Linked DNA regions of Homo sapiens: region 2 is linked to region 1. A link is a loop called in an ENCODE intact Hi-C map of the cell type or tissue named here. Cell type or tissue: pancreas. All regions are shown on one strand. Each heading gives the region's core, and the rest is flanking DNA. Links, peaks and the distances in the headings are about the cores only. Region 1 holds the start of LINC00659 (long intergenic non-protein coding RNA 659). Region 2 has its middle 20 kb from the start of SLCO4A1-AS1.

Region 1 (16,012 bases), core at 9,021-11,520:
GTCCCCTGAAGCCAGAGCCCGGGTCAAGCCCCTCCCCACCCAGCAGGTCTGCCGAGCTCCGCCCTGTTCCAGCACAGAGACAGAAGCCCATCGGCTAGGAGGCCCACCCAGGAGGACAGTGCCGGCCCGTCGCCATCGCGAGGCAACAGGGGAGCTCTTGAGAGAGAATTCTATACACTCTAAATACCTCTGAAGGAAGAAAAACCAGCCACAGCCATTGAGACCTGAGCTTCCTGTATAGAAAATGTTCCCTCCTGCCTCCACCCTCTCTCCCAGCTCCCCAACTCCCTGCAATTATGACTGGAATTCCAGTTTTTATCAGAGCACCATGGAAACCATGGCCAGGCTGAATTTATGAAAGGAATGACGCCAAGCAGAGAGAGAACCGGTGAGGGGAAGGCAGGGAGCCAAGGCAGGGCAGGAGAGCAAGGCAGACGAGGAGGGGCTGGCACCCGCAGGGCGCCCGCAGCACGTGGTGAGTGGGCCCTCCCCAGCACACGTGCACGTATACACAGGCACCCCATGCACATGCACACAGCATGCACATGTGCCAGCGCATGCATACACACACAGACACACGTGTACACACAGGCACACTTGTGCACATACATGAACCCATGGGCACACACCCATGTACATGTGCCAGCACATGCATATACACACAGACACACATGTGTACACACAGGCACACTTGTGCACATACATGCACCCACATGCACACATTTACACTCAACTCACACACACACAGGCAAATGCATATACACATGCCTGCACGCACACACAGGCATGGCATGTGAACATGAGTGCACACACACAAGTGCTCACACCCGGGCACATTCAGCCTGCATAGGGCCTCCCATCTCACCAGGAAGGGCTCGTTCCTTGGGTCTGTGAGACCAGCCGCTTCTCATCCTGCCAGGCCAACTAACCAGGTGACTAGCAGAGCCACTGGGGACACCCCCAGCCAGGCCCAGACCCCAGCCAATTACCCAGGGCCTGGAGCAAGGCCCTGTCAGCTCAACCCCCATCATCTGACCTGGTTCAAGGCCCATGGCCACCGAGAGCCAGTCTGCAGCTGGGCAAAAGGGCAGGTGCCGGAGCCCTCAGGGTCAGCAGCTGTGTCTAGAGCTCGCTGGACAAAGGCTAGGCCAGGCACACTTCAGAAAGCACCTGCCTCCCACCCACTCTGGTCGGTCCCCCACCCCAGTCACTATGTGGCACTGAGGTCTCATCTCGGGCCCCAGTGCCAGGCTCTTGGCCAGCCCTGTCAGGATGGGGCAGAACCCTGGGGGTAGGGAGGGCCTGTGACTGGGCCACCACGCTGCAAGTACAGCAGTGAGAATGACCGCTAGGAAAGGACACTGGCGGCAATAGGGGGCTCTGCCCAGGGCTCTCTGCCTGGGCTGGGGCAGGCCGGCTATCAGGCAGTCGCACCCCCAGAGCGGCCTCGTTTGTTACCCCCACAGGCAGGAGTTGGATAAATACTCAGCCTCCTCCCCGCTCCAGGGGAGTCACTGGAGGGTGCTCAGCAGGGGCACTAAGCCATCAGCCCTTACAGGTGCATCCCCTTCCCTACTCCCTGTCTTCCTGGGTCACCTCCCAAAGAAATGAACAGCTTCCACATCAACCCTGGCCTCATTCTGCTTCCAGGGAGAGTCAGCCAAAAACATCAGGAGACAGCCATGGTGTAGGGAGCATGAGGACCGGGACCCAGGCACTGGCACGCCAGCCTGAGGACCGGGATCCAGACACCGGCACTCCAGCCTGAGGACTGGGACCCAAATGCCGGCACTCCAGCCTGAGGACCGGGACCCAGACCCAGACGCTGGCACTCCAGCCTGGACGCCCGCTCACCGGCATGCGCACGGGTGAATATGGAGGGAGGTGGGGGAACTAGGAAAGGAAGAGGAGGTCCCCTGGAGGGAAAGGCGTGGAAGCTGAGGCCTGGAGGGGGCAGATGGGAGGAATGTTCTGGGCAAAGGGGCAAGCTCCTGGACCTGTTGTTACCATGGCCAGGACTCCCCTCACCCAGCTGACAGCACAGCCCCACAGAGCCCCCAGGTGAGGGCCTCATCCCCATCCTCACACAGTCCCCAGGGAGGGTCCCCCCTCACAGAGTCCCCAGGTGAGGGCCTCATCCCCACAGAGTCCCCAGGGAGGGCCCCGCCTCACAGAGCCTCATGCCTGCAGACAGGGCCAGGTGAGGTGGACGTCTCTTGCACCTACACATCCTCGCGACAGGAGGATGCACGTCGTACAGATGGGGAAACAGGCTGGGAAAGGGAGTGTGACCTGCCCGTGATCCCAGAGGTGTGGCTACCAGAGCTGGAACTAAAACCGGAGCCCTTCACCAAATCCAGGTGTGACTCGAAGTCCTGAGTGCACAAAGATCACACGAGGACAGAGGCTCCTGGGCCTGCACAAACCACAGTTCCGGGCACCCCAGCTCCAGCCGGCCCGCACGCTCCACCAGGGCCTGTCCCCACACCTGCCCTGGGACAGAGGCTCTCACCCCATGCAGCCACGCAGAGAAAGACCACCCCCGATTCGCACCTGCAGAGGTGCCCAGGGGGGTCCCGCCTCCCCAGGGACAGCGAGTCACACCTGCCACCTCCCAGGGCAGTCACAATGCCAGCCCACAGGAGCCGCAGGAGCTTTGCCCTCCTAAAGATCATGTTGTTGGAAGACCAGAGCCTTCGGGGGCTTAGTTATGCTCTGAGGGTCCTAAAGCCACGTGAGGGTAGCTAAGGCCACCACAGTCCCCCACTCGGCGGGGGAGGGAGGGCAAGAATGACATTGAAGGTGGCAAACAAGGAAAAACAAGGAACGGGGTCTCTGCCCTCTCTCTCGGGGGCCCCTGACCTCTCTGGGGTCTCTGGCCTCTCACGGGGTCTCTGCTCTTTTGGGGGTCACTGGCCTCAGAGTTCTCTGCCCTCTGAGGAGTCTCTGCCCTCCTGGGGTCTCTGCCCTCTCCGGGTCTCTGCTCTCTTGGGATTGCTGCCCTCTGGGGGTCTCTGCTGTCTCGGGGTCTCTGCCCTCTCGGGGGTCTCTGTTCTGGGGGTGGTCTCTTCTGTCTCAGTGCCATGTCCCTGCCTTGCCTTTCTCCTCTCTGGTCGTCCTAGCTCCCAGGACCTAAGCTGGCCTTGGATGAACCCAGTACGGTGCCTCTCCTGCCTGTATCGGGGCATCCGGGCACTGCCAGCGTCCCATTACTGGACTCTGGTCAAGGAGCTTGGTGTGGATAACGGGAAGTTTTGGAAACTTCCCACCCTTCCCAGAGGGCTTAAAGGGACTGGGGCGAACGCCCAACCCAGCCACAGCCGTCCAGGGCTTTGTTTCTGACATGCCTTAAAAGGGGACAGAGTGGCCGCCGAGGGGACGGAGCCTGCCGTGTCCCGTGTGCAGCGGCGGACCACCAGGCAGAGCGCCAAGGGGAGTGTCCGGAGATCCAGCATGGGAAGAGCCCCCTGCCACTTCCAGCAAGGAGCACACAGGTGCATCCGTTCTTTCTGCCCCACACTTTCTAGGGACAGCAGGCCGAGCCCATGGTGTGCGCCGTCAGCATGGGCTCTGCAGCCTCCGACCCATGTGCGGCCTGCCCGGACCCTCGCTCCTCCGTGTGCGGCTCGCCTGGACCCTCGCTCCTTTGGGCCGTCACTCTCCCTACTTTGTAGACCTGGAATGCCATCCCTGCCCCAGCTCCACTGCCCATGGGTGGCCATCCAGCAGCCACGGTGGAGTACACGCTGCACTGTGGTGCCCAGGGGCCCTCTATCACGGCAGGACTCCCCAACGCGATGTCCCCGGGGTTCACTGCCCCAGCCCTCAGTGGCCTGCCTCTCTAGGCATTGCACTGGCAGAAGAAAATGTTCTCGTCCAAGCTCACAGCCACCAAGGTCACAGGCTACCAAGGTCATGGCCACCCACACCGGGCAGCTGACCTCCAGGATCATCCTCGGGAGATGCCCGCCTGGCCCCACCTGGCCGCCCTGCCCCATTTGCCCCATCACCCCACACCACTGCACTCCAGCCTGGGCGACAGAGCAAGACTCCGTCTCAAAAAAACAAAAGAAAAGAAAAGAGAAAAAGAACTCTATGTCCTCATTTCAAATGCAGGGAGAGTCTCTCGGTTTAAACCGTAAGTGCCCTTCCCAACTCGGCAGACCCGCCCCAGTGAAGAGCATTTTCATGACTTGGGAACAGGACACTCACCTTGCCACTAGGCAGGACTGTACTCACTGGCTCGGGGGGCGCCCAGGCAGGAGACAAAGCATTTTCCCATGGCATATGGATGGCTTCCGTGTGCTGCATGACTGGGCAGTGTGAGAAAAACGCAACCCCCAGTGACTGCTGTAGAGGACAATTCAGCCAAAAATCAAACTGCCACCGTCATCTGCTGAGACCTTGATTTCCCAGGGCCTGGTGGTGCTGAAATACTCAGAACATCCTGAATGAATGAATGTCCACTTCCTTCACCAGCTCTGTGCTGGGGAGGGGGCAGGGCCTGCGTCTGATCAGGAGCTCCTCCCCCGGGGACCAGCCTGGAACCCCTTATAGCGATCAGGAGACACAGGAGACACCCTGAATGACGACACTGAGCTCTTTCCAATCTCTTGCTTGTCCCAGCGAGTACAGTGAGCACATCTTTCCCTGTGCTCTGGGCAAACCCCTGCGGCAGCAGCTCCTACCGTGAAATTGGTGTTTCTGGGTCACAGGGTTTGTGCCTTTGTGATTTTGTTGCTATTGCCAAATACCCTCTGCAGAATTGTGCCAAGGCACCTCCCCACCAGCCTGAGCATTTGCAGTGAAACGCTTTAGCAATCCTGACATTTCTGCCAGCATATTCCACAGCATGCTCTCTTTGCCACATTAATCAACAGGAGCTCAGAGGAAAACTTGAACTTCAGGCTGAGCCATTTCCTGCAATCTGAAAAATGAACGTGGCCTTCGGACACAGGGTGGTCCCTTGCCAGGGACTGGATGGAACTGGTTCAATTCCCCGCTCCTGGGCTTCCTGGTGTGCAACGTGAGCCATGCTCACCCCAGGGTGGCTGGGAAAAAACGCCGGTCCGCTCTGAGCATTCGTTTCAGTGATGGCTGTTCTTGTTCACGTGAGATGTGCCAACTCTACAATACTAAACCGTTGGGAGAAGCTTCAAGGGGACAGCACCTGGGGAGGGGCAGTGGCGGGCTCCAGGTTGCCCAAGGCTGTCATGGAGAGGAGGAGACCCCAGTCCAGCCCAGCCTTGTGCCTGCAGTGGAGGTTCCAGTTGTGAAGGGGCTCCAAGTGCCTTGTTCATCCTTTGCTTGATAATGAACCACCTCTGCCAGGTGCCAGCTGTACTGTGCACCTGCAGCTCCACACCCTCTAGGCACCAGCCCCTCCACTCTTTGGCCTCTTCGACAGGGAACCCCGAGGGGACAGTGGAGCAGGCCTGGGGCTGTTCCAGGCAGCAGGGGGGCGCCTGGGTCAGCGTCCCCACCCGCTGCCCTCCCCGGCCTTCCAACTTGCTGTGTGCACATTAACAACATGGACGGTCTTTTTCTTTTATTATAAAAGTGATTCATTCTCTTGTGAAGATTTAAATATGAAAGAGTGGATCTCCGCTAATCCCACCCGGTGATGATAGCAGCCGACAGATGGGCGAGCATAGAGCTCAGACATTGCCAGCAGCGTCAGATCCTTATATATCCAGAGCACGGCTCACACGCCACCGCCCTGCTGGCTCTGTCAGCCGCATGGTCCTCCGCGACACCTGGGGCTCTCCCTCCTTCCTTTGTGTGCACAACCTCAAAGCCATTTTTTCCAGACTTGGCGTGAAGATGATTTTCTGACACGTTGATGCTTCTGAAGCACAAGGAGGGCCCTGTCTCCACGGTGTCCAAGCAGAGGCTGACATCCTTTCAGGAGGGAGGTGATTCGGGCGCAGCTGGGCTGGCGGGAGGCATGGAGGCTGAGTCCCCTTCCTCACTGCTCTCTACCTGGAGAAGAAACCACCAGACCATGAGGCCGAGCTGGGGAAAGTTCCGGGGGGCTGCTTGGGCTCTGTGCTCCCTCCACTGGGGCAGGCGGAGGGCCCTGCGTGCTCCTTCCAGGCAGGGGCTGAGGGGACTGTGGAAGCCACGACAGGGGTCTGTGTGAACAGAAGACCCAAGGACAAGGTGCCCCAGCACTCCCAGCCACTAGCAAGGACAGGCAATTTTCAAAACTTCTCCCCAAACTACAACCTCAGGAAAAGGGGTGGAGAAAACTCCTTTGACAGAGATTTGGTTTTCACCACCATGACAGGACAATGATGATGGATGGAAGCTGTGGCTGGGCGTGGGAAGGCTGAGTGTGCAAATGTGGGTGGAGTTCTGGGGCCCCGCCCCCGCCAGTCTTCCACTTGGTCCCTGTGAGGACCCACATGAGGGAAGTGTTGCTTCTGGCCTCAGAACCCAAGGCAGAGCAGGCTGGAGTCCCACCCCATGGATCACGAGCCCACGCTGTGACCCTGAGTCCTGGACATGCGCAGAGGGAGGGTGTGCACGAGCCCGGGAGCTCCTGTCTCTGTCTTAAGAGTGGAGCATGTCTTAAGAGCTGGCATGAGGATCAGAGGGTCCCTTCAGTGCGGCCTTCTAGAAGAACTACAGCAACCAGGCCCTCGCAGGGGGGAGATGCACCTGCTGGGGCTAAGGAGCGAGTGAAGCCAGCCCCTGAGACACATGCTCCCAACCCCATCCTCACCTCCCAAGAGAGGGGGAGCCTCCTGTTAAGCATCCAAGTCCCAAGTCACCGGCCGGCATCGGCTGCAGCTCTCTGTGTGTGGAGACATCTCATTCTGGTGTCTTCTTTACACAGGTCAGCGCTCACAGGCTCGGCTGTGTCTCAAGACCCAATTCCTTCGAGTCACTGAGATGCCCAAGGACAAGGGCAACAGAGAGTGTGAAAAGCTGGAGTAGACAGGACAGAAAACAGGGTGCAGCGTCCCCCAGGTTGGCAGATAGCCCAGCCCCAGGGACCCCACAGCCATGGCAACCTGTGTGAATGAGCCCCAGGAGCAGGGCAGTACACGATCTGCGCGACTGTGCGGGGCAGCCCTGGGTCTCTGCCTCAGGGGAGAGATTGTGTCCTCGCCTTTTGTGGTTTCTAGAGGTTCCTGCCCTCCTTGGCTGCACGGCATCTCCCAGCCTCTCTCTCCCTTCCGTCGTCCCCTCTCCTCCTCTGACCCTGACCCTCCCAGTCCCTCTTAGAGGGGCTGTGATTAAACTGTGCCCACCCTGACCATCCAGAATAATCTCCCATCTCAAGGTCCTTAACAGCATGTGGAACTGCACTAGCCGCCCCAAGGCCCCCAAAAGGCAACCCTGGATTGGGCCCCCCAAGTTGCCTGGGATTCATGGCCACCACCCGGCTCGACGGCTCCAGACCGAAATGCACCCAGTTATAGAAACAGACAGTTGCCTCTTGAATGTGCACATGTGTGAGGAGAGTGTCACACCCGTCGAATTAAGGTGGACCCGCCATGAGTGGGGGCAATGCTGGCCAATGCCCACCTGCCCAGCACCCACAGCTCTCGGCCTGGGGCTCCCTCTGTCTCTGGAGCCCGCACTAAAGTGTGCGTCTCCATCCACGACTGGCAGGGCTTGGGGCATAGACATCCCGCTGCCTTGCCTGGAGGCGCCCCAGGCCTCCACTCCCACACTGTCTCAGGGCTCCCCGGGGCTCGGCTCTCCTTGCTCACAGTGGTCCGGGCTGGGGTTCCTTCTTGGTTGCATTTCCAGCTGTGTTCTTTCCTTCACTTTCTCACTCTCCCTTGCCTCAGGGTCTGCATCTGGGGGTCCACTGGGGAGGACTCAGCCTCTCCCGCGTCCTCCATCCCACACACCTGTCCCTGGGCAGCCACGGGGAACAGGAGCACAGGGGACAGCAGGCAGAGGGCAGCGCCCGGGCGAAGGGGACTTTCGCCCTTGCTTCATGCAGCCCTGGCACCCGCAGCAGGGTAAGACGAGATCCCAGAGGAGGAGTCTTGGCCGCAGAACTGCAGGGCCAAGGCACCAGCCGCTCGGGGGCCTGGAGAGCTCAGGTCACAAACTTGAAGTCAGCTGCCCAGGAAGCAGCCTCAGCTGGGGGTCACAGGCCAACTGGGCAGTGCCCTTGGCCACACCTGTGGAAGGAGGACAGAGGAGGGCAGGGCGGAGGAGGGAGGTGCTGGGCTGCAATGTCACCTCTACAGACCTCGGCTGATCCCAAGGGGGTCCACAGTGGATATGGTCCTTCAGGGGTGCCCTTGAAGGCAGGAAGGGGACAGGACTTTATACTGTTCCTCCCACCCCTTCGAGCAGTCACCAACTGCAGCCCAGATGAGGTCAACAGGTACAGAAAGGAGGGGGTGGGACAGGAAGGAGGGGCGGGACAGGAAGGAGGGGGCGGGACAGGAAGGAGGGGCAGGACAGGAAGGAGAGGGTGGGACAGGAAGGAGGGGCGGGACAGGAAGGAGGGGGCGGGACAGGAGGAGGAGATGGGAACAGGGAGGTGGAACGGGAAGGAGGAAATGGGACAGGAAGGAAGAGATGGGAGCAGGAAGGAGATAGGACTGGAAGGAGGAGATGGGACTGGAAGGAGGAAATGGGACAGGAAGGAGGAGATGAGGCAGGAAGGAGGAGATGAGGCAGGAAGGAGATGAGGCAGGAAGGAGGAGATGAGGCAGGAAGGAGGAGATGAGGCAGAAAGGAGGAGATGGGACGGAAAGGAGGGGATAGGACAGAAACGAGGGATCAGGGTCCTATTCTAATCTCCTGGGGGCATGATTGCAGGGGGTGACATGATTACTTCCAGCCAGCCCTACATGAGCCACCTCGTCCATGGAGTCAGCCCCGCCAGGGCAGCAGAGCCCTGGGTTCGCACAGGGAGCCAGGGTGGCGTGGGGCCTGCATTGCAGACTCCATTTGTCCACATCAATCACTTCTCTACGGCCCAAATCACCCTTAGTTGCCCAGTTCCTGCTCCGCGGCAGTCTGGCTCCTGCTGGCGCCCCAGCCATCTGTCTGCATTAGAGAATGATGCTTGCCAGGGCCTCAGGGAGGTGGCACGGATGGGCAACACTGTGCTCCCGGACCAGGTGACAGACACCACCTCATGCCCCATGGCATGGACCTCCACCTGTCTGATGGCTTTGCCCCAGCCTATCTGATGGCATGGTCCCTGGCCAGTCTATCTAATGGCGTGGTCCCCAGCATGTCTGATGGCGTGGTCCCCAGCCTGCCTGATGGCGTGGTCCCCAGCCTGTCTGATGGCATGGTCCCCGGCCTGTCTGATGGCGTGGTCCCCAGTCTGTCTGATGGCGTGGTCCCCGGCCTGTCTGATGGCGTGGTCCCCGGCCTGTCTGATGGCATGGTCCCCGGTCTGTCTGATGGTGTGGTCCCCAGCCTGTCTGATGGTGTGGTCCCCGGCCTGTCTGATGGCTTGGTCCCTGGTCTATTTGATGGTGTGGTCCCCAGCCTGTCTGAAGGTGTGGTCCCCAGCCTGTCTGATGGCGTGGTCCCCGGCCTGTCTGATGGCTTGGTCCCTGGTCTATTTGATGGTGTGGTCCCCAGCCTATCTGAAGGTGTGGTCCCCGACCTATCTATCTGATGGTTTGGTCCCCAGCCTGTCTGATGGCGTCGTCCCCGGCTTGTCTGATGGCATGGTCCCCGGCTTGTCTGATGGCATGGTCCCCAGCCTGTCTGATGGCATGGTCCTCAGCCTATCTGATGGTGTGGTTGGTGTGGTCCCCAGCCTATCTATCTGATGGTGTGGTTCCCTGGCCTATTCGATGGTGTGGTCCCCAGCCTGTCTGATGGGGTGGTCCTCTGTTGGCTGGTGTGATCCTGCCTCTTGTCTCACATCGTGAACCCTGGCCTGCAGGAGGTGACCCAAGGCTGATGACTCCTTCTCCGGGGCCCTTGCACCACACAGCCTGGCCCTGATTACAGCCCCTGGGCTCCTGTACCTGTCCTCGCAGCCCCCACTCTGCCACTTTGCATTTGTCTGTTTCACTCAACACACATTTAATGAGCACCTACTGTGTGTACCAAGCCCAGTGGGGAACAGCACATCAATGAGGCTGGTGCGGGAGGCCTTGGGTACCCTCCGTCTGGCTCCCCGCCCCAGCGCATGAGGCTGCCTCTCTGGGTCTCGGACGCCCACACCGCAGTGTCTGGGAGAAGGCCTGGAAGCCTGCATTTGGGCAGTGGCTCTGGGGCCCGGCCTTGCTGGCTTCCGGTGGCCCCAGGCAATGACTCCTCCCTGTCTCCATTTACAGATGGGGAGAGGAGCTGAGGATGGTGGGCCCGTGACCCTGAGTGGCCAGTTCATTCCCCAGGCCCTGACTGGTGCAGCAAGAAAGAGAATCCGCCTTGGGTTGGGGGATGTGGCATGAACTTTAAGATCCACCCTTTTCCACCCTGGGATCCTGGCCCCCGTCCCGCATCCCAGCCCCAGCCAGGACAGCCCCTGGCCACACCTTCTCGGCACATCAAGAGTCATGAGAGGCAGCGTCTGCCACCAGGAGGCCTCGTCCCACCGGGCCACCTGGCCAGGGCAGCTGCGACAGGAGGCAGAGCTGAGGCCCTGAGCCCTCCTCTGCCCATTCCCAGCTCACCCTCAGGGTTCTAGCCCTGTGTCGCTGCCCCTCTGATCCAAAAACTTGCCACAGGTCCCCTCCCTGCCATGCTGCCCTCTGAGTGACACCCACCCCCTGCAGCCCCCACAGCCCCCACCTTCCCTTCAGAAAGCAGGAGCTGTTGGCCCCGGGGCCCCGCCCACAGGCCACGGTGTCAGTGGTGGCTGAAGTCCGCCGTGCTCACCAATCCTCTGCAGTCTCGCCCCTGCAACAACAGCACTTGAGGAAGGAACTGGCCACGCAGCCTTTCATGAGGTGGGAAACTGAGGCTCAAGGGTGTCTGTACTTTGAACTGGACCACCCCGCTGTGAGAAGGAGCAGGGCAGAGACTGGGAGCACCCACCCTCCCGCACCCTGTGTGCTGACATGAGCTCATCCCTGCTGCTGCAGGGCCAGAGAGACAGACGGACAGTTTGACGGTGGTCCCTGGAAGGGTCGACACAAATGAAAAAATTTTTTAAATTAATCTTCTTTCCTGCAAAAGGGAAAACAGACCCCTTTTCTTTCGGCTTTTAGTTAGAAAGCTCTTCGTTGTGGATTCTTTGAATGTGGGTAAATCTTTTTTTTTTTTTTTCTTTTTTTTGTGATGGAGTCTTGCTCTGTCGCCAGGCTGGATTGCAATGGCACGATCTTGGCTCACTGCAACCTCTGCCTCCCGGGTTCAAGCGATTCTCCTGCCTCAGCCTTCTGAGTAGCTGCGACTACAGGCGCCCGCCACCAGCCCAGCTAATTTTTTGTATTTTAGTAGAGACAGTGTTTCATCATGTTGGCCAGGATGGTCTCGAACTCCCTACCTCGTGATCTGCCCACCTCAGCCTCCCAGTGTTGGGATTACAGGCATGAGCCACCATGCCCAGCCAAATGTGGGTAAATCTTTTTAAAAGCTGAATAAGCCCCCTGCCTGGGCACAAGCCAGGGATGTCTTTCCCAGGGGCAGGATGCACCATCTTTGAAACGTGGACATCAAGGAAGGCGGCACCTGCCTCCCCGCTCCCTGCCCAAGCCCAGGAGCCCGACTTTGGCGGGCGCAGTGCTTCAGAACCACCTCCCGTCGTAGAGACACGAGGAGTTTGTTTTTCCTTTGGATAAAGCCAATTAGCTGGCACAGATGGTCACCCCAGTCCCCAGGTGGATGTGTGGTGGCGTCTGTGTGACAAATGGTGCCGCCAAGCCGTCCCACGGGAAGACGAGCTCCTGTTTGTCTTTCAAGGAGAGATGCACGTAGCGGACTGCATCCGCCCGGCTGTGTGCAGGCTGAGATTTCTCTCTGTCTTTGCAAACTCTCAGCAGCTTGCACGTCGTGCACCTGGCATCCTGGTTTGATGCTCAATCAATGGCAAAACGGGTTTCTTTCTTTTCTGCCTTAGTGGAGAGGTCTGGGGGTTAGCAAGAGATTTTGTTTTTAATTGTATTTCTCCAACACCCCATGAGATGCTCCAACTCCATGTGACTAGGAAGGGGCAAGGGAGGAAACCTGTGGAGTCCCCTGCACAGGACGCTGTCTCCGCCCTGCTACGACGCTGTCTCCGCCCTGCTACCATGCTTATTCCTGGCTGCTGCTTTGCTGTTGACTCTCACAGGCAGATGAGGTGTCTGCTCAGAGAAGAGCCCAGGTGCCACCGAGGGAATGCAACGTGCCACACCCCAAGACATGACACTTGTGAGAACAGTGTGGCCCAGCCCCCACTCCGGGCACAGCCTCGGACACCCTGCCCGCCTCCGCCCATGGAGGTGCGGCCTGCAAAGCGTACCTGCCGCCGCCTTCCCATCCCTCGGGAAAGCCAGCCTCATGTCCAGTCTAAGGAGAATTCTAAGGGATGCTGCCAGCCACCTGCAGGCTCCGGGCTGAGCTCAAGGGAGGGGCCAAGGGCGGCTTTAAAAGGCCTTCACTGATCACTTGCCAAGAAGCCCAAAATAGCTTCCCAATCTACCAGCCTCCATGTGCGCCGTGACCGGGACATGTTCTGAGTCTTGTCTTTTCATTTTTTGTGTTTTTCAAAAGTATACAACTTATAAATAAGAGTATAAAGCCTGGCGTGGTGGTTCACGCCTGTAATCCCAACACTTTAGGAGGCCGAGGCAGGTGGATCACGAGGTCAGGAGTTCAAGACCAGCATGGCCAAGATGGTGAAACCCTCTCTACCAAAACACAAAAAAATAGCCGGGAGTGATGGCGGGAGTCTGTAATCCCAGCTACTCGGGAGGCTGAGGCAGAGAATTGCTTAAACCTTGGAGGCGGAGGTTGCAGTGAGCCAAGATCACGCCACTGCACTCCAGCTTGGGTGACAGAGTGAGATTCCGTCTCAAAAAAAGTATAATTTCCAGTAGGTAACACGTGCACGTGGAGCCACACACAGGAGGCAAAAGCAAAGTCCACGTCCTCCCAGCCCCAGGCCTCTTCCTCAAGGCAGCCCTGGGAGGCGTTTACATGCTCCTAGAGGGATGGGACAACCTGGTCCCTCCTCTCCCACCTACGGACAATTTGTCCCTTTGAATCAGGAGAATTGGGTCTGGTCAGGGAACCTAAGGCTGTTTCACACTGACTTATTAGAACTAAATTCTAAATTGAAAGGAAAACTCTAACTTTCCAGGCCTAAGTAACAAAAGGACCAGAGGCTACTCCCTTTGCAAACCCGGCAGATGGAAAATTAAAAGTATCTCTGATTGGTTGCTTTTTGCAACCAATTAGATGTTTGCATAGGAGTGTAACTTTGTTTTTTGTTTGTTTGTTTGTTTTTTGGCTTTTTGTTTGTTTTCATTTTGTTTTGCTTTTTGAGATAGAGTCTCGCTCTGTTGCCCTTGCTGAAGTGCAGTGGGACAGTCTCAGCTCACTGCAACCTCTGCCTCCTGGGTTCAAGCAATTCTCATTCCTCAGCCTCCTGAGTAGCTGGGATTACAGGTGCACGCCACCACACCCAGCTAATTTTTGTATTTTTAGTAGAGACTAAAGCAGGGTTTCACCGTGTTGGCCATGCTGGTCTTGAACTCCTGACCTCAGGTGATCCGCCTGCCTGGGCCTCCCGAAGTGCCGGGATTACAGGCATAAGTCACAGTGCCTGGCCAGGAGTGTAACTTTGTAACTTCACTTCAGCCTCTGATTGGTTGCTCTCTGCAGCCAATCAGACTGGTTGCAGTCACCACTTCATTTACATAAGGTGAGCACCAAGTGCCAATGGGAAACCTCTAGGGGGTATTTGGACCCGAGAAGATTCTGTATCCAGGGCCCTTGCACACTCCCGCTCCCACACTGTGGGGCGTACTTTATTTTCAATAAATCCCTGCTTTCGTTGCTTCATTCTTTCCTTGCTTTGCTGTGCATTTTGTCCAATTCTTTGTTTAAATGCCAAGAACCTGGACAACTTGCAGTCCAGACCCTCCACCGGTAACACCTTCTCCCTGCCCAGCACCGGCGCCGAGGTCTCTTCATCTCACTGCAGCACAGAGCTCTTTCCCCATGAGACTCAGCACCGCCTCCTGCCGAGAGAGGCAGCTTAGTGTCTGTGGGAAGCAGAATGCCAGCATCCCAATCCCTTCATGTGCTACCATGACGTGTGGCGGGGGAAGGAGACTTGGCAGCTGTGGTTAAGGTGAAGGTGGGGGACAATCCTGGATTCCCCAGTGAGCCCAGCGTATGAACCCTTAAAAGAGAGCGCATTGGCCAGCTTCTCCCTGGAGGCCGAGCCATAAGGCAGGAGGCGGAGGCAGAGAGAGTCGAGGTAAGGACATGACCTGGTTTTGCTCTGAAGATGGAGGATGGAGCCGTGAGCCAGAGAACGGAGCAGCCTCCAGAAGCTGGGAGCAGCCTTTGGCCAACAGCCAGCAAGGATGTGGGACCCAGGTCCTGCAACTGTAGGGCCTGGATTCTGACAACAGCTTGTCAGAGCAGGAAGCCAGTTCTTCCTGGAGCCTCCCAGCAAGAACCCTGCTGGCTGAAACCTCAATTTCAGCCTCATGAGACCTTGAACAGAAAAACCAGAAGAACCCGCGAGAACCTCTGACCTCCAGAGCATGAGATGAAAAATGGACGTTGGTTTACGCTGCTACATTTGTTATAATTTGTCCCAGCAGCAGTGGGAAACACACAGTATCCCCCTTGCCTGCTCTGCTGATAGAAAGGTACATTGTTTTCAACCTTCTGCTATGAAGAAAGCTTTGCATTAACTCTCCTTGCTCATATGCACATGGAGTGGAGGACAAATCTGCTGTCAAGCCCTGAATTGGGTTTTTGAGACACTGTCCGTCCAAACACCCACAGTGTGCCCCTGTGCAGAGGCTATGCGTACACAAGGCCCCACCATCCACAGGACGACAGAGGCTGGCTTGGCCAGCCCAAGACCATCCGGCCCCTCAGGAGCTGCCTGACTCCAGGAGCTCGTAGGCCATGCCCCGGCTCCCCCTGGGCAGGCTGCCTCCTGGGTCTGAGTGGGGAACAGGAAGGCCTCAGCCTCTCAGGTCAACAGAAAGTTTGTGCTCAGATGGGCTGAATGTTCCGGGTCCATTTCCTCCTCAAGCCCAGAAGGGTTTGCTTTGCAGGAACCTGTTCCAAGTGATTTCGAAGTACTCAAAGGCTCTTTGGTGGATGTGTCAGGATCCCAATTCCTGAAATAAGAAAGTTGTGTCAAAAATCACAAAAGACGCTGGGCGCGGTGGCTCACATTTGTAATCCCAGCACTTTGGGAGACCGAGGTGGGCAGATCACTTGAGTTTAGGAGTTCAAGACCAGCCTGGCCAGTATGGTGAAACCCTGTCTCTATTAAAAATACAACAATTAGCTCGGTGTGGTGGCAGGTGTCTGTAATCCCAGCTACTTGGGAGGCTGAGGCAGGAGAATCACTTGAACCCAGGAGGTGGAGGTTGCAGTGAGCCGAGATCATCGCGCCCCTGCACTCCAGCCTGGGCGACAGAGTGAGACTGCATCTCAAAAATAAATAAAATCAAAAGGAACTGGCCTGGCCCAACATCCTGGCCGCTGCGTCCTCCTCGCTGCAAAGTCAGATTCCTCGCTCCCGCTGTGGGGTTTCCTGGACCCCTGCCCACAGTCTGCTAAGTGCCTAACCTGGCCACTATTGGAGCCCCCGATCCCACAGAGGTGGCTGTTCAGAGAGAAGCGGTGGGCCCAGTGTTCCCCAGGCCACACTCCACAAGTAGGTGCAGGAAGAAGAGAGGTGACACTTGGGGCTGCTGGGGCTCAGCCCCTCCAGGGCCCTCAAGAGGGGTGTATAAGCCTCCCACCCAGGGGTGACGAGCTGGGTGCTCCCCACCAACACCCGCTGGCATCAGCAGCAGCTGATCCTAGGGCATCACCTGCCCGAAAGCCAAGGAAGCCCCTTGCAGAGGGCAGCGTATCTGGCAGTGGCCACTCGGGTGGG
Region 2 (16,012 bases), core at 7,419-9,918, 91 kb before region 1:
GCAGATCACTTGAGGTCAGGAGTTCGAGACCAGCCTGGCCAACATGATGAAACCCCATCTCTACTGAAAATACAAAAATTAGCATGCCTGTAATCCCAGCTACTGCAGAGGCTGAGGCAGGAGAATCGCTTGAAGCTGGGAGGCAAAGGCTGCAGCAAGCCGAAATCACACCACTGCACTCCAGCCTGGGCGACAGAGCAAGACTCTGTCTCAGACAAACAAACAACAAAAAAGTAGCATGGCAGAGCTGCTCTGGGTCACGAAGCTATCTGTGTCCTGATGGTGGACGTGGTTCTGGGTCATGAAGCTATCTGTGTCCTGACGGTGGACGTGGTTCCACAAATCCATACATGTGTCAAAACTCATCAAATTCCTTTTTTTTTTTTCTGATACACATTCTCCCTCAGCCACCCAGCTTGGAGTGCAGTGGTACAATCATGGCTGACTGCAGCCTTGACCTCCTGGTCTCAAGTGATCCTCCCACCTCAGCCTCCCAGGTAGCTGGAAGTACAGGCACATAACCACCACGCCCAGCTAATTTTTGTATTTTTTGTAGATAGGGTGTCTTGCTATGTTGCCCAGGCTCGTTTCGAACTCCTGAGTTCAAGCGATCCTCCTGCATTGGCCTCCCAAAGTGCTGGGATTACAGATGTGAGCCACCATGCCTGGTTTATGGAATCACTTTTTACAAGCCAGTTTTACTGCACAATAGCTTAAAAAATAAAATCAAAAACACTGTTTCTCATTCCAAGATTCTCCAGGTGGTAAAGGATTCTTAAATTAATGAAAGGACGTCAGGCCCAGGCCACAGCAGCAGCAGAGAGTCTAAGGAGGGAGTCAAGGATGTGGCTCAAAACTCCTCTGTTAAAACGTCAGAAAAGTTTCAGGTGATTATTCATAGACTCTCTCGAATAAAGGAAAGGTCTGCAGTGGATCTTGAGGGTATACCTTAAAGACCCTCTACACGAAACAGAGAGTTTCTAAGAATCTTTGGGGAGTTGTTCCAGGGCTACCCCCAGGAATCCCCCAGGAGAGGAGAGCTCGTCTTGACAAGATTTCTAGATCGAGATTTGGGCTGATGGGGTGAACCCAAGGAAGAGCCATAGGACCCACAGTGTTTTTATAATGATCGAGTTCAACGTTCGTAGAAACTGCTGCTGTATTTGAAATTTCATTTCCCAGTGCCCTCTGCTGGTGTATAGAGATGACGGTTGAGTCCCGTGTGCTGACCCTGTGTCATGAAACCTGCTAGGCCCACTTTTGTGCAGATGCCATGGGATTTCTACATAAACAGCCATGTCATCTGTGAAGAGGGAGAGTTTTAATTTCTTCTTCCTCTCCGACCTATATTCCTTTCATTTCTTTTTCTTGCCTTATTGCACTGGCTGGAACCTCCAGTACAATGTCAAATGGGAACGGTGAGAGAAGGCATCCTTTACCTGTTCCTCGCCTTAGGAGAAAACAGTCCACCTCTCAATGCCTCTCAATGTGAAGTGTGACGTTAGCTGCATGTATTTTTTTAATAGAAGCCCTTTATCTGTTAAAGAGGTTCCCCTTCTATTTCTAGTTTGCTGATGGTTTTTTTTTTTTTTTAACCATAAATGGGTGTTGAGCTTTGATGGCCGTTTCTGAGTCTGTTGACACAATCCCACAGTAGATCTTCAGTGTTGATGTGGTAGATTGCGCTGGTCGCTTTCAGAATGTTAAGCCTGCCCCCCACCCCCTGGGATACACTTGATCATGGGCTATGCTTTCAAATGTTGCTGGATTCAATTTGCTGGTGTTGAGTTAAGGGTTTTTGTGTCTACGTTCATGAAAGATATTGGTCTCTAGTTTTATTTTCTTGTACTGTCTTTATCTGGTTCTGGTATATGGGTAATGCTGGCTTCATAAAATAACTTGGGAAATGTCTCATCCTCTTTGTGTTTTTCCAGACAGGGTCTCACTCTGTCACCTGGGCTGGATCACGGTGGCATGAACACGCCTCACTGTAGGCTCAACCTCCCCAGGCTCAGGGCTCAGCTGATCCTCCCATTTCAGCATCCTGAGTAGCTGGGACTATAGGCACAAGTCACCACGCCCAGATAATTTGTGTAAATTTTGTTGCCCAGGCTGGTCTGTAACTCCTGGGCTCAACTGATCCCTTGGCCTCCCAAAGTGCTGGGATTACAGGCATGAGCCACCCTTCCTGGCCTTCTTTTCTTTAAGTTGAAATAATGTTAGACTTCTATGCACCTGTAAGAAATAAACAATACAAAGAGATCCCTTGCACACTTTGCCCAGTCTCCCCCAATGGTAACATTCTACAAAACTGTACTTTGATATCACAAACAGCCAGCCCATCAACCTTATTCTGATTCCGTGGTTCTGCTTATACTCACTCGTGTGCGTGTGTATTAAGCCGTGTCACTTGTGTGCGTGTTTATTAAGCCTTGTGTACACACTCGTGTGTGTGTATTAAGCCGTGTGTACACACTCGTGTGTGTGTTAAGCTGTGTGTACACACTCATGTGTGCGCGTGTTTATTAAGCCGTGTGTACACACTCGTGTGTGTATTAAACCGTGTGTACACACTCGTGTGTGTGTGTGTTAATCCGTGTGATGTTTTATCTTCTGTGCAGGTTCTTGTATTGACTGTGCTCGAATATCCATGTACGGGCTTTGTGTGAACAAGAGCTTATCTCTCTGGGTAAAATCACCAGGTTGTGTGGTAGTTGCAGTGCCCCCATCCCTTTGTATATTTGTTAGAAGAGATTGCATAAATTGATGTTACTTAGAATTCACCAGTGAAGACATCTAGGCCCGGAGATTTCTTTTTCAGAAGGTCTCACTGAAAAAAAAATCCGTTTCTTTAATAAATACAGGACTATTCACTTTATCTGTTGCTTCTTGGGTGAGTTTGGTAGTTTGCAAAAACTTTTCAGCTACAAGGATGAACTAATTTTATGGAAAAGGGAGGTTGACCCAGAGGATGGAACTGAGAGCTCAGACAGCAGGGCGGCCCTGGAGAGCCATCCCCTGAGCTAGGACTGAGCCCTCAGCCGGGCCCCGTAACTTCACTCACCCAGATTTCAGGACCGCATGCCCGGGAGACTGCTGCGTGCCTCTCCCTCCCTGCTCTTTGAAAGGGGAGCCGACGGTGTGGTCTGTCTGTCCCACTACTGGTGTTAGCTTGTCAGGGGCAGATAACTCTTCAGTTCACAGCTCTTCAGATGGAGAAGGGGGTGCACCTGGGAGCCGTACGCCTGCAGCACCTTGTCCACACCTGGACCTGGCTTGCGGGACAAGACTCTGGGCTTGAGTCAGAGTTTGATGTCACCATGGAAAGAGACCATAGGGGAGCCAGGGCAGAAGGTGAATTTATTTTGCATGAGGGAGAATTGTGAATTGCCGGGGCCACAGAGTCGACTATGGCAGATGGCACTTTCCCCAAATGCCCATGCATTTGGACACATGAGTGTGGAGACCACAGAGGGGACAGATGAGCGTGGTGACCGCTGAGGGGACAGATGAGCATGGAGACCACGGAGGGGACTGAGGCTCTCCACTCAGGGGGATAGTGGGACATTCCATGAGTCTGCAGAAATCTGGGGCACCTGCCAAAGTCCAGGCATCATCCCATCAGATAGCAGCATGTGTGTGCATGTGACCATGTGACCACACACACACACACACACACACACACAGTTGTCATGCAGTGTCCCGGTGAATGGGGGCTCCTAGCCCATCCTGAAGTGGGGGTCGAATCCTGGCTGTGCCACTTCCAAGTCGTCTGAACTTGTGTGGATCATGTCACCCCCGACTTAGTGTCCCCATCTGTGAATGGGGCCCATACAGGGACCCCCATCATAGGGCATGGCGAGGGTTAACCGCTGCACCTGTGCAGAGCTCTGGGGACACAGCTGGACACAGCATGAGGACGGCCAGCATCCTCGCCAGTCCAGGGCCACACAGTGGTCTCTTTCTGTGCTGAGCTGGAGGCTCGAGGCCGCGGATGGACCCTGAAGCTGCGCAGGCTGTGAGGGCGCCCTGGTGCTTCCTCTCAGTGTCAGCTCTTTGGGGAACACAAAAGATGAACCATAGGGAGCGATTACTCAGAACCATAATTTGCACTTAGATTGATTTTAATCGGCAGCACATTAGAAAGGCGCATGTGATCACCGTTTAATGACTGTGATGTGCGTAATCCATTTTATTCTCAGCTGGCTCCTGTGGTAATTACATTTCTCTTGTGTTTAATTCATAACTTGATCATTTATTCCAAGTCGTGTTGGGCTTGGACCTCGGGCTCTCGGGAGCGGCCGTGACGGAGCTCAGACCCAGCACTTCTCCTGCAGAGCCAGCCGCTCGCTGCTGGCCATGCCTGGAGGTGGCGAGGACGGGCTTTTCCATCACTCTCGGTGGGGGCACCTGCTCCAGGGGCAGCTCCATGGGCGCTTGGCGGGACGGAAGCTGCGGGAATAGTTGATGTTGAGGTTGACGGCGACAGTGAGGACTGCAAGAATACAGTCACGTACCCTGGAACAATGTTCAGGCCAGTGATGAACCTGTAATACCACAGGGTCCCGTACAATATGAGACCTATTGTTGGTGCACCTTTTCTAGGTTCAGGTGTGTTTAGAGACACAAATGCTCACTGTTGCGTTACAGTTGCCTCTTGTATTCAGCACGGCAACACACAGTGTGGGTTTGTAGCCTTGGAGCAACGGGCGACACCATGTGGCCTCGGAGTGTCGTGGGCGACACCGTCTGGGTTTGTGTGAGTGCACTCTGCGGTGTTCGCAACCAAACACCGACTTTCTCAAAACTCTCTCCATCAGTAAGTGATGCAACGCTGCACCGGATGCAAGATCACGTGACCACACGCTCCCCACACATGCAAAGATCTCACGTGACCACGCGCTTCCCACACACGCTCACGCAACGATCTCACGTGACCACGCGCTTCCCACACACGCTCACGCAACGATCTCACGTGACCACGCGCTTCCCACACACGCTCACGCAACGATCTCACGTGACCACGCGCTTCCCACACACGCTCACGCAACGATCTCACGTGACCACGCGCTTCCCACACACGCTCACGCAACGATCTCACGTGACCACGCGCTTCCCACACACGCTCACGCAAAGATCTCACGTGACCACGCGCTTCCCACACACACTCATCCCCCAACAGCAGTGGGAGGTCCAGGGGCATGTGGCAGCCCCAGGGGTCCTGGGTGTTCTACTTAACCTTTCTGTGCCTCAGTTTCTCCCCTCTGAAATGGGGCTGATACCACAGTCTCAGTTTCACTGGGGTGATGAGCTGGGGTGCCTGGATTATAGGAAGTGCAGTACATGTGTTTGTTAAATCACTAAAACCATCAGCACCTTTGCCTGACAGGTGAGGAAACCGAGGCACAAGGAGCTGATTGGCCCGTGATGGCCTCAGAGCTCATCAGCCAACCCCCACCAGGCTACGCTGCCTCTTCTGGGAGCCTCCGGTCTCCCCAGAACATCTATCCACTGGGGTTAGATTTGTCCAATGCCCCCACCACAATCACAGGGGAGACTGCTTGTCAGCACAGGGCCGGCCACCCTGGCACCAGTTCAGTCCCTAGGGAGGGTCTTTCCCTGGCATCCCAGGGACTGGGCTGTCATTTAAGTTTAGGCCACTGACACGAGCTCATTCATCCCCCCACTCCCTCCCTCAAGTTTCCTGAGTGTGCAAGCAAACCCCCCCACTGCCCTGGACACACTCATTCCCGCCAGGGCGATCAGGGGTCCCCATAACTCATCAGGGCAGCCCCCACCCCAGCAATCCCCACACCTGGAAGTCGCTCATTAAGACCTCATTAGCCCGTGCTCCACCTCCCACCCCATGGCCGTGGTGAGTTTAGTCTGCAGCAACGACCCGACCACACCAGCTGGGCAACGAGAGCTGCGAGAATGGCAGCACTGTCTACTCTCCACTTTCCCCAGAAAGGCCCGGCCAAAGCATGCACAGGCAGCCACGCCAGGGGCTCCTGCAGCACCTCAGAGAGACCAGTAATGGGGCGGATTAGCAGGGGCCAAGGGTCTGGGGTGAGGCCACAGTGCATGGAGTGCATGGAGGTTGGGGCACGTGTGACCAGCCAGGGTCATAAAACACACATGGTCAGAGCAGGGCACTCAGCTGCCGAGGAGGGGGGTGGTGGGGAGGCACGGGCAGGCCTTGGGTGCAGTGAAGCAGGCGGGCAGGGGAGGGTGGCAGCGGGGTGTGGGGGCAGGAGGAGGGGGGTGGTGGGGAGTGGGGGCTGGGTCGGGGCTGGGCCCTGGCTGCCCTGGCTGCCCCCCGACACCTTCCCCAGCTGGTCGGTGCCCAAGGGTGGGTTCGTGGGGCAACTGCACCCGCTCCCTTCCACTCTGCTGTGGCCTGACCAAGCGGGCTGTTTTCTTGCTTTGTTTGTTGTTTTTTTCTTAAGGAAGAAGAGAATGAATTTAGAAGGCTGTAAACCCCATCTGAGCCTTACACATAGATCTCCTTGAATTGGATTTTCACCAAGGCCGTGATGGATGTGGAGTCTCGGCTTTCTGACAACGTCTTCCAGAGCAGGCTTTCTCTAGAGGGTGGACTGCCTGTGTTCTCCTGGGAGAGAATGCATTTGCTTCCGATGCCCAGGGCACGAAAGAGGTGGACGAAACAACGGAAGTGGAGGGGGTGGATTCTCTACCTGGGAAACCCAGCATGGCACACTCATATAGAATTAAGATCTTATAATAAGTGTGCAGATGCGCCCGTTCTAAGGAAATAAAGGGTTCTGCCCTCCTAAGAATTCTGCCCTTGCAAGGGGTGTGAAACCTGCAGAGCTGCTTCCCGGCTTCTTCCTCCAGGAAGCCCTCCGTCCTCCTCCAAGCTGTAGACACAGGGCTGGTAAACAGGTAGCCAGGCGCCCCCACAGCCTCGGTGTGGATCCATGGCTGAGCAAGTCCTCCCTGGCCACTCCCATCTCTGATGACAGAACATACCATGATGAGAGCCGCTGAATTAGCAAGACAGTGTGGGGAAGGTACCCTCCGGGGACTGGGGGGCTTCTGGACTCCGAGAGCCCCTGCGTCCATTCCTGTTTATCGCGGCCACTTCCCATCTGGGCAGGGCAATCTCTGTACCTGGGGAGTGCAGCCGCCCATGGAGACGGCTCAGAATAATGAGCTGAGTGTCTCCGTGTAGCTCCCGCCCCAGTGCGGAGCTCCTGGTACAGGATGGCAGGTGGTGTCTAAATAGCTATTCATAAGGACATTATCTCCAAGCACCGGGTGGAAACGAGCCTTCCTCCCCCCAGCTGAGAAGTGACAGGCACTTCCCTGTTTACTGAGGACAACAGTCAACCGCAGAGCGGCGTGGAGCTCGCAGTTCTTCTCATGTCACAGTTGTGACTGAGTGTCATGTCCTAAAGCTTCAGGATGAATGCAACTCCGCTCCACCAAGGGCCGGGGACAGAGTGAGAAGACACTGGCGCCAGGAGCGGGGAAGAGGGGAGGGGCCGGCAGCTGCCTAAAGAGCAGGCCCTCCTGCTGTTTCTGAGCCCCCGAGGGCCCTCTGACCCCAGACACCTTCCCTGCCAGCTGAACACCATTCCAGAGTCAGATCTTGGTTTTGTTTTCTTTCTTTTAAAAATATTTTATTATAAGGTGAAAAGAAAAGGAGAGTACACTAAGTCTTAGCCATGGTTGGCCCTTTAGTCTGAATTAGTATATCAGCTATTTTACCAAGGGCAGGTTTGGACGGTGCAGAGACAGGAAGAGAGTATCAGAGTGCCCAGCACCACAGAGAAGGGGTGGCTGGCCAGGGCGCCCATTGCAGGCAGATGAAAAGGGTGCCCCCGAACAGGCACGATGGGTAGGGCACCCCCAAACAGGAGCAATGGGAAGGGCACCCCCAAACAGGAGCAATGGGAAAGGCACCCCCAAACAGGAGCAATGGGAAAGGGCACCCCCAAACAGGCACAATGGGAACGGCACCCCCAAACAGGCACGATGGGAAGGGCACCCCCAAACAGGCACAATGGGAAGGGCACCCCCAAACAGGAGCAATGGGAAAGGGCACCCCCAAACAGGCACGATGGGAAGGGCACCCCCAAACAGGAGCAATGGGAAAGGGCACCCCCAAACAGGCACGATGGGTGGGGCACCCCCAAACAGGAGCGATGGAAAGGGCGCCCCCAAACAGGAGCGATGGAAAGGGCACCCCCAAACAGGAGCGGGGGCCTCTGAAGGCAAGTGGCAGCAGCTTCCTAATCCTGGCCCCACGTTGTTCCAAAGGTCCATGAAGTTGACCAAACGCCACACAGCCACGGGAGACACAGTGGCCACCCTGGGGCGTCTACACTGAAGGCCAAGGGCATGTGGAGGAAGAGCCATCTGAGCCGAGGCCCGGGGAGGAGCCAGCAGGCCAAGGAGGCGGAAGAAACCACGCAGTGGCGTCCAGGGCAGGGCAGGTGCGTCATCCGGGCGGGATGCAGAGACACGTCCTTCCACCAACCATCTGAGGAGCACTTGGCACCCACACAATGAGCCCGGCAAGGGCCACGCCAGGAGGCAGCGCACGGGGCAGAGCCTCTGAGCCAGAGAGGGGGAGGTCCCTTGGGAGGCCCCTGCCATCCCCCGCTCTGGGTGGGCCTCTCCAGCCAGACTCTGCGCCCCAAGGGCAGGGCTGGGCCTAAGCCACACCTCGGGGTGCACGGGCTGTGGGGGGCCGCTCCTGGACACGGAAGGACGACACCGGCTTCCCTGTACCTCTGCTGGGGCCGCGGGTCCCATGTCGTCAGCGTGGCCACTAGGCTGCCAGCCTAGCACAGCCTCCAGGGCAGCCATGGCCCAACCTGCCTTCCGAGCCTCAGGGGTATCCCTGAGCACATGGGAGTGCAGGAAAAGGTACCCCAGGGGATCCCCACTCACCTCCCGGCCATGTCCTACCAGGCACTAGTGCCGCGCTGCAGCCACCCCCGGGCCTTACCCACCCCCACCAGCTTCATTGCCTTCCAGGTCCCAGCACCACCAGTTTCATTGCTTTCCAGGTCCCAGCACCACCAGCTTCATTGCTTTCCAGGTCCCAGCACCACCAACTTCATTGCCTTCCAGGCTCTCAGCAGCATAAGAGACCTACACACACACACACGTGCACACATACATAGAAGGGGCTGACTCACACGCCACCCCATATGCAAGCCGCAGAAGCTGGGCGTCCACTGAGCAGCAGAGATAGCCCATCCCAGAGGGCAAGGAGGATCCCTGGGGTCCCTACGAGAACACCTCGCCCAGGTCCTGCCCGCGGCCCCCCACGAGGCCTCTTTGGGAGGGAGGCTGCCCCCTACACCACTCAGTGCTAGGACTTACCCATGCACCCCCCAGCCCTGTGCAACCCTGCCCGTGCACCAATGACCCCACTCACCCCTGACCCTGCTCACCCCAACCCCGCTCACCTGTAGCCCCACCAGGTTCTTAAGCAAAAGCTCAGTCTGTGTGCACACAGCAAACACAATTCTGCCTATATTTTCTCGGGGTTTGGGGCTCACATTGGACACTGGAGGCTCTCTTGAGTGAGTAAGAGCAGCAGCTCAGGCTTTTGAAGGCAAAATGGAATGGACGCAGGGCCCAGGAGACACCAACTGGGTGAGAGCAGGGCTCCAGAGCCAGCAGATGGCTGGGGTGGGGGATGCATGCCCCCTGCCACCCACTCCAGCAAACCCGGTCCCCTGACTTGGGTTGTGTCCAGCAATGGCTTTCTGGGCTTGAAGGCAGAGCTGCCAGGAGGAAGGAGTCCCTCTGCAATGTCAGAAGCACCAAACACAGGGGAGACCTAACTTTCAGGGCCTGGGGGAAGCTGGGGTGGCCAGGCTGGTGGGAAGGAGACATTAACATTTTCCGAGAAGCCCTTTAATTCTTCCCAATAAACCGAACGAGTACAAGCCTCAGCATGGAAGCACAGCTTTCTAGAAGCTGGAAAATCAGGCTCATCACAAAAGCTCGAGCACAGTTAATTTCCTCTGACATTTCCTCCTGTGGTTAGTCTTGGAGCCAGCAGGTGGCCGGAGGCGCCCCATTCTTTCCCATAAATGGACGGTCTCTAAGGAATCAAGTCAGGCCCTCATCTCCAAACCCTCATCCCATTTTTCCCTGGCCTGCACGTGGCCAGCTGTGCCCCGCGCCTCGTAGGCCTGTCCCTGGCTGTGCCCCGCGCCTCATAGGCTTGTCCCTGGCTGTGCCCCGTGCCTCGCAGGCCTGTCCCTGGCCGGCTGTGTCCCGTTCCTCGCAGGCCTGTCCCCGGCTGTGCCCCGTGCCTCGCAGGCCTGTCCCCGGCTGTGCCCCGTGCCTCGCAGGCCTGTCTCTTGGGCAGAGTGGCTCCCTCTCTCCATCAGTCCTTCCTCCATCACACCGGTGCTCGTGCAGAAGCCAGGGCTCGCAGACATCACCCTAGGCACTGAGGATACCAGCTGCCCGAACGGACAGACGGACAGATGCTCAGCCTCCTCAGGTGCTGGCCCATGGCCTCCCAGGCTGGATGAGCAGCAGGTCCCTACGGGGGACGTGGCAGAGGGGACCCCAGCCCCAGCAGGGCCCAGCGAGCCGGGTGCCCAGCACAGCACTCACCTGAGCAGCTGTCTCCACCCCGCATTGAGCCCCTCCTGGGGACCGCCCCTTTCCAAAGACGCCCTGGTCATCTTAGACCCCCAGACCCTCCGGAAGGCGACCGCCATGCCTTAATAACTTGCGGGGGCTCAGGCAGAGCTGTAGGGATCCTGCCAAGCTGCCCGATTCCTTGTGTTCCTGGCAGGGGGATCCACATCATCCTCACCCCACTCCATGTGTGGGACGGGGCACCCAGGAATGTCTGGGGCCGAGGAAGGGGGTGGACCTGAGGGAACCCCTACCTGCAGAAATAATCATGAAAGGGGTGGAGCAGATGCGGGGGACCCGCGTCCCCACCCTCACCCCCAGGGGCTGAGTCGACGCCTGCAGCCAGCGCCTGCACTCCTGTTCACATGGGCTTCCCTGGCCTCTGTGCCTGCTTTGCGCCTGCGCGGCAGGTGAACGACCCCAGCCCCCTTGCCTGGTGAGTGGGCCTGTCTGCCGTGGATTCCCCAGCTGCATGGTGCCTCGGGTGCCCGCGATGGTCCTGGCCCCCTCCCTCGCATCGGCCACCTCTCTGCTCCAGCGGTGCTTCCTGTGTGTCCTCCCAGTAAACCTCCTGCCCCTGACCCCAGTCTCCCCTCTGTCTCAGGGGCCCACAGGGAGACAGACAACCTCTGGGTGTCCGACGTCTCATCAAGTCCTTTGATACTCCAGGGGAGTGGGGTTGACAGTTTTCCATGGGAGGACGGAGCTCAACAGAGGGTGTCACCTGCACAAGGTCACCATAGGCTCTGACCCTGCAGCCAAGGAAGGCTCTGCAGGAGCCCCGGGAATCCCAGCCACAGAACAGGAGGGAGCTGCATGCTCTCACTCCACGCCCGCCCTCCACCGAGCCGCAGGCCAGAGCCCTGGCTGTGCTATTACTCACTATTATCTCAGATTTACCATTCATTTTACCAGGAGAGAAACTGCAAAAGGAAATTAACATTTCCATACTCTGCAGCGAGATACTTTCATGGACGCATTCTGAGATTTATTCTTTAATAATGGAAAGGAAACACCCTACTGGCTTCCAATTCGGGGCCTGACAGTTCATCCTATTCCAGGCAGAGAACCGCAATTCAATAAACGCGCTTTCATTTGTTTTGTTTTATTGACTTTGTTGTGTTAACTTGGTTGTGGGAAATGTCGAACATGGTAAACGGAATGAGGTTGGATCATGAACCCGCCCTCCCGGGCCTGCCGTCACAGCTTCCACTGTCAGCCCCCACATCTCACCCACCTGCCCGCGCACAGTCTTCCCCAAATTATAGTTCTAATATTATGTGGCAAAGTCAAGAATTCCCCAGTGATCCGTTGGCCGATTGACAGTGGAGAGGAGTGGTCTCAGGGGGCTGCCCTCGGCGCTTCTGTTAAAGGAGAAGCTCCCCAGCTCTGGGATGGCCCCTGGGGGTCTCCAGTACACCCCGCCGGGAATGACAGAGTCCCCAGGACTTCAGCGCAGCCTCTGCAGACCCCAGGCCGGGGAAGGAACCGAATACAGGGCTGTTCAGGAGCATTCAGAGTAGAAACCAGCTGGACCACAGCCCCGGAATGTTTTAAAAGAAGTAATACTAAGGTCCTAGGATTACATTTCCTCAAACATGTTTTCTTTTTTTTTTTTTTTTTTTTTTTTGAGACAGAGTCTCACTCTGTTGCCCAGGCTGGAGTGCAGTGGCATAATCTGGGCTCACTGCAATCGCTGCCTCCCAGGTTCACGCCATTCTCCTACCTCAACCTCCCAAGCAGCTGGGACTACAGGCGCCCGCCACCACGCCCGGCTAATTTTTCGTATTTTTAGTAGAGACAGGGTTTCACCGTGTTAGTCAGGATGGTCTCGATCTCCTGACCTCATGATCCCACCAGCTCGGCCTCCTAAAGTGCTGGATTACAGGCGTGAGCCACCCGCCTCGGCCCAAACATGTTTTCTGAAGTGACTGGGCTGTGTAGACAAATCCGTCTGTGGCAGCGACATGCTGCTGTGATGAAGCTCATCATTAGCTGTCACAGGAAGCAGCAAATTATCTCCAGTCGGCTCTTCTCAGACTGAAGCATCTCAGGAACTAATGTCGTTATTATCAAGCCTTGCAATTTCCAGAGAAGACAAGAACCTATTCATGCACGACGCTGTTAGAATTTTCCAACTGGTTACAGAAAATGAAACCGTGGGCTGGACCCACCATTTCCTGCCTTCACTTGCGGAGTAAGAGGCTCAGGAGCCACTGGCGAGAGACCCCCGGGGGGCATCTGGAGGGCCCCGCTGGCCACCTGGGTTCCAGTGCCCACGCTCACGATGTCTAGCTGCAGGTGACAAAATCCAAGTCAAACCAGCTTGAGGAAAGGCAGGGCCCAGGGCAGGACTCAGGGGCTAGAGCAACACCCCCAGACCTCTGTGCCTCTTCCATCCCCAGCTCTGCCCACGGCCACCAGGAACCCACTTGGCAACCGGTGAGTGGGGCCGCCCTTCCCAGCAAGCCCAGCGAAAGGGCTCTGGGTTCCACACTGGCTGATGCCCCCATCCCAAGACCCACCCCTGGGGCCTCGGGAATGGGGCCTCTGGTTGCTGGGGGGGGGGCAGCCCATCCCCCAGACCATGAGGGATGGGCTCTCTGTGACCCCGCAGAAGGTGCGGGGCTGGGGCGGGGCCCCCGTGAGTCTGGGAAGCTAAACCACCACAAGGCCCCTCCTATGCCTGGGTGCCAGCTGCCCACTGCAGAGCAGGGCTGCCTGACCGGCTGTGACGGCCAACAAAGAGGCACCAGATTCCCCTCCAGAGGACATGCTTGTGAAACAGAAGTGGCATTTGGAAAGGATTACAGAGCCAGACTCTGGGATGTGAGGGCTGCTCAGGATGTGGACAGCAAGATTCTTCATTTGGCGATATCCGGCAGCCTCAGCCCTTTTCAAAAGAAAAATAAAATAACAGGCCAACAGGTCTTCTCTCTTAGCCATCAAACCCATTACATATGGGCATATATTTAATATATCATGTATGACTCGTGTGTGTGTGTGTGTGTGTGTGTGTGTGTGTGTGTGTGTGTGTAGAGGAAGAGGGAGGGAGGGAGGCCGGGCAGGCAGGAACAGGGTGGGTATCAACAGGGGCAATGCGTGTAACAGGATTCAGAGCAATGCAGGCATGTGGCATGCACCAGACTCCAGCCCCATGCCCATGTGTGCGTGCACAGGCCGAGCATGTGTCATTTATGAACATGAGAGAGAAGGTGTGATTTCGGCAGGTCCTGTGGGTTTGCAGGGCGGGTCTGTATTCTAACTGCTCATTTCTACCAGAACACGTTTTCCTTAATTTAATGCTCCTTTTTTCCCTCCAATGATATTTTTAAAAACCAGATTGCAGAGCCTTGCTGGTTGCTAAAAGAGATTCCAACCAGCCGGTGCCCTCCTGTGCCAACGTTTTTGGGTCCCTGCAGAAGCGCATGGCCGGAGGCACAGGAATCCCGCAGGCCCCGCCCCAGGCTTCCCAGGACTGTGACCAAAAGGGGGTCCACACTGTCCCTAGTCCTGGAGGAGTCACCCCCAAGGTACCCTCAGGGACACCCGTGAGCAGGGGCGAGAGCCACTCGGGCTGACACCTGCTGCATGTGGAGCCCCTGGAGAAGGTGGTGGCTTCCTCCATACCCTGTGGCTGGTGACAGTGAGAATAAGTTCCCGTTGTCTTAAACCACGCAGTCCACCAACAGCAGTCGCAGGGGAAGCCGCTGCTATGCCCACTCTGGCCGAATGCCAGCCTGTGCTGCCCGAGACACCCCTCCCATCGGCCTGAATATGTGGAACATGTCTGCGTCTGGCCCCCCCTTGGCCAAGAGTCCCTTAAAATCTGTGGGCTCTTCTATCTCCTCATCTCATTGTTCCCTGAAGGACTGGGGGTGTTTCTGCCAGTGAATGCCTCCTGGCAGGCTCCCCAGGAGCCACCGTCTCAGCTCCGGTTCCCCAGAAGCAGCCCCTCGGGTAAGTGTCCCCAAGGCCGAGATGAAGTCCCAGGGTTAAGTGCCGGATGCAGCCACGCCTCAGCCAGGCCCCCAGGGAGCAAGGTGCAGCTCAGAAGCTGTCCCACCTCCAGGGACCGGGTGGTCCTGCAGCACGCTCTGCCCCGGGGGTGCAGCACCTGGCTGATCTCCACTGTGCTCTGGGTTGAGCAAGGCAGCTCTCAGGACAGTCCCCGAAGGTCCTGGCTGGAGCTAGGCTCAAGATGTCCCTGCCCCAGTCCTTGATCCTGTAAAGTGCAAGTTTGATCAAGGTACAGACCTCAAGGTGGGAAGGTCTGAGAAGATATGGGAAAAAAACAAATTGTTCTTCCTACCCTCACAGCACTGAACACAGCACTCCCAACCCGGAGAGTGGTGATTTTTTCCCAACACCAAGCAGTTCTCCAGCAGATGCCAGCTGGTGTCCTTCAATTCAATTCTGACACTGTCCACCTAGAGATGGCGTCAGACCCCATAGAGTGAGGGCTGAGTCCCACAGGGCTGCCCCCACTTCCAAAGTCAACTGCAAGCCTCAGGGGCTTCTGTCCACACAGCTATAAACCAGGTCCCGTGAGCCCCTCCCCAGGCTGGAGTGATTTGCTGCAGCAGCACCCAGGACGTAGGGACACAGGCTCACCGGTTTATTATGAAGGACATTGCAGGAGACACAGATGACCAGCAGGTGGATACCTGGGGGAGGTCCGGGAGGCCCCGGGTGCAGGAGCCTCTGTCCCTCTGCAGTGGGGGCCGCCCTCCTGGCAGGCAGACGTGTCCTGCAACCCCAAAGCTCATCTGCACTGAGTCCTTCTTGGGACTCATGGAGGCTTCAACACACAGGCATGATCGACTACGTCATTGACCATCGGTGATCAACTCAACCTTCAACCCCTTTTTTTTTCCCGAAGATCAGAGGTTGGGGCAGAACCTTCTAATCATGTGGTTGGTTCCTGTGGCCACCAGCCCCCATCCTGAAGCTGTGCAGGAGCCCCCCAGAGCCACCACATCAGCTCGAAAAATGCTCCTATCACCCCAGAAATTCCAAGGGATTGAGAAGCCCTGGGTGGACGCAGCTATTCCTCGGGAAATCGCAAAGGCTATAGGAGTTCATTGTTAGGAACTGGGGCCAAAGACCAAGTATCAGAACAAAAGATTCTCCTAGCACCCCTATTGGTCAAGAAACTACAAGGGCTATCGTCGCTCTATGTCAGAGACCATTTAAATGCGTATTTATTCTTATATCACAACATGGCAGAAGCTGATCCTGGATGATCTGGGTGGGCCAATTCGATCACAAGTCCTCCACAGCAGAGAAGCGCCTCTGCCTGGCATCAGATGCAGTGGCGAAGTGTGGTGCTGGCACCAAGCCTCAGGGCCGGGAGGGACGGGGCATTCCC

What was found. Hi-C counts contacts between places; a loop is a spot of excess contacts. Peaks named below come from ENCODE experiments on the same cell type or tissue, not always from the same donor. Only the 100,000 strongest peaks of a DNase experiment are listed, where the experiment ranks them.
Region 2: it touches region 1 in a loop (2.1-fold over the local background); 31 of 110 quality-filtered maps call a loop at or near these places.

The regions. Positions count from the first base shown.
Region 1 is chr20:62,768,588-62,784,599 of GRCh38, forward strand. It overlaps LINC00659 (long intergenic non-protein coding RNA 659), which reads right to left and starts at 8,269. Exons shown (of 3, transcript NR_046225.1): 1 at 8,219-8,269; 2 at 6,728-6,799; 3 at 5,534-5,982. It overlaps LOC105372716 (a long non-coding RNA gene), which reads right to left. Exons shown (of 4, transcript XR_936986.3): 4 at 14,631-15,242. RefSeq lists an enhancer at 346-1,077 and a silencer at 7,576-7,737. In pancreas, for the core only: no CTCF peak of the experiment used is centred there; a DNase peak (open chromatin) is centred at 10,534.
Region 2 is chr20:62,678,992-62,695,003 of GRCh38, forward strand. It overlaps a transcript of SLCO4A1 not described here. Among named protein-coding and RNA genes, the nearest start is that of SLCO4A1-AS1, 20 kb to the left of the region's middle. RefSeq lists enhancers at 4,504-5,047, 5,048-5,590. In pancreas, for the core only: no CTCF peak of the experiment used is centred there; a DNase peak (open chromatin) is centred at 8,790.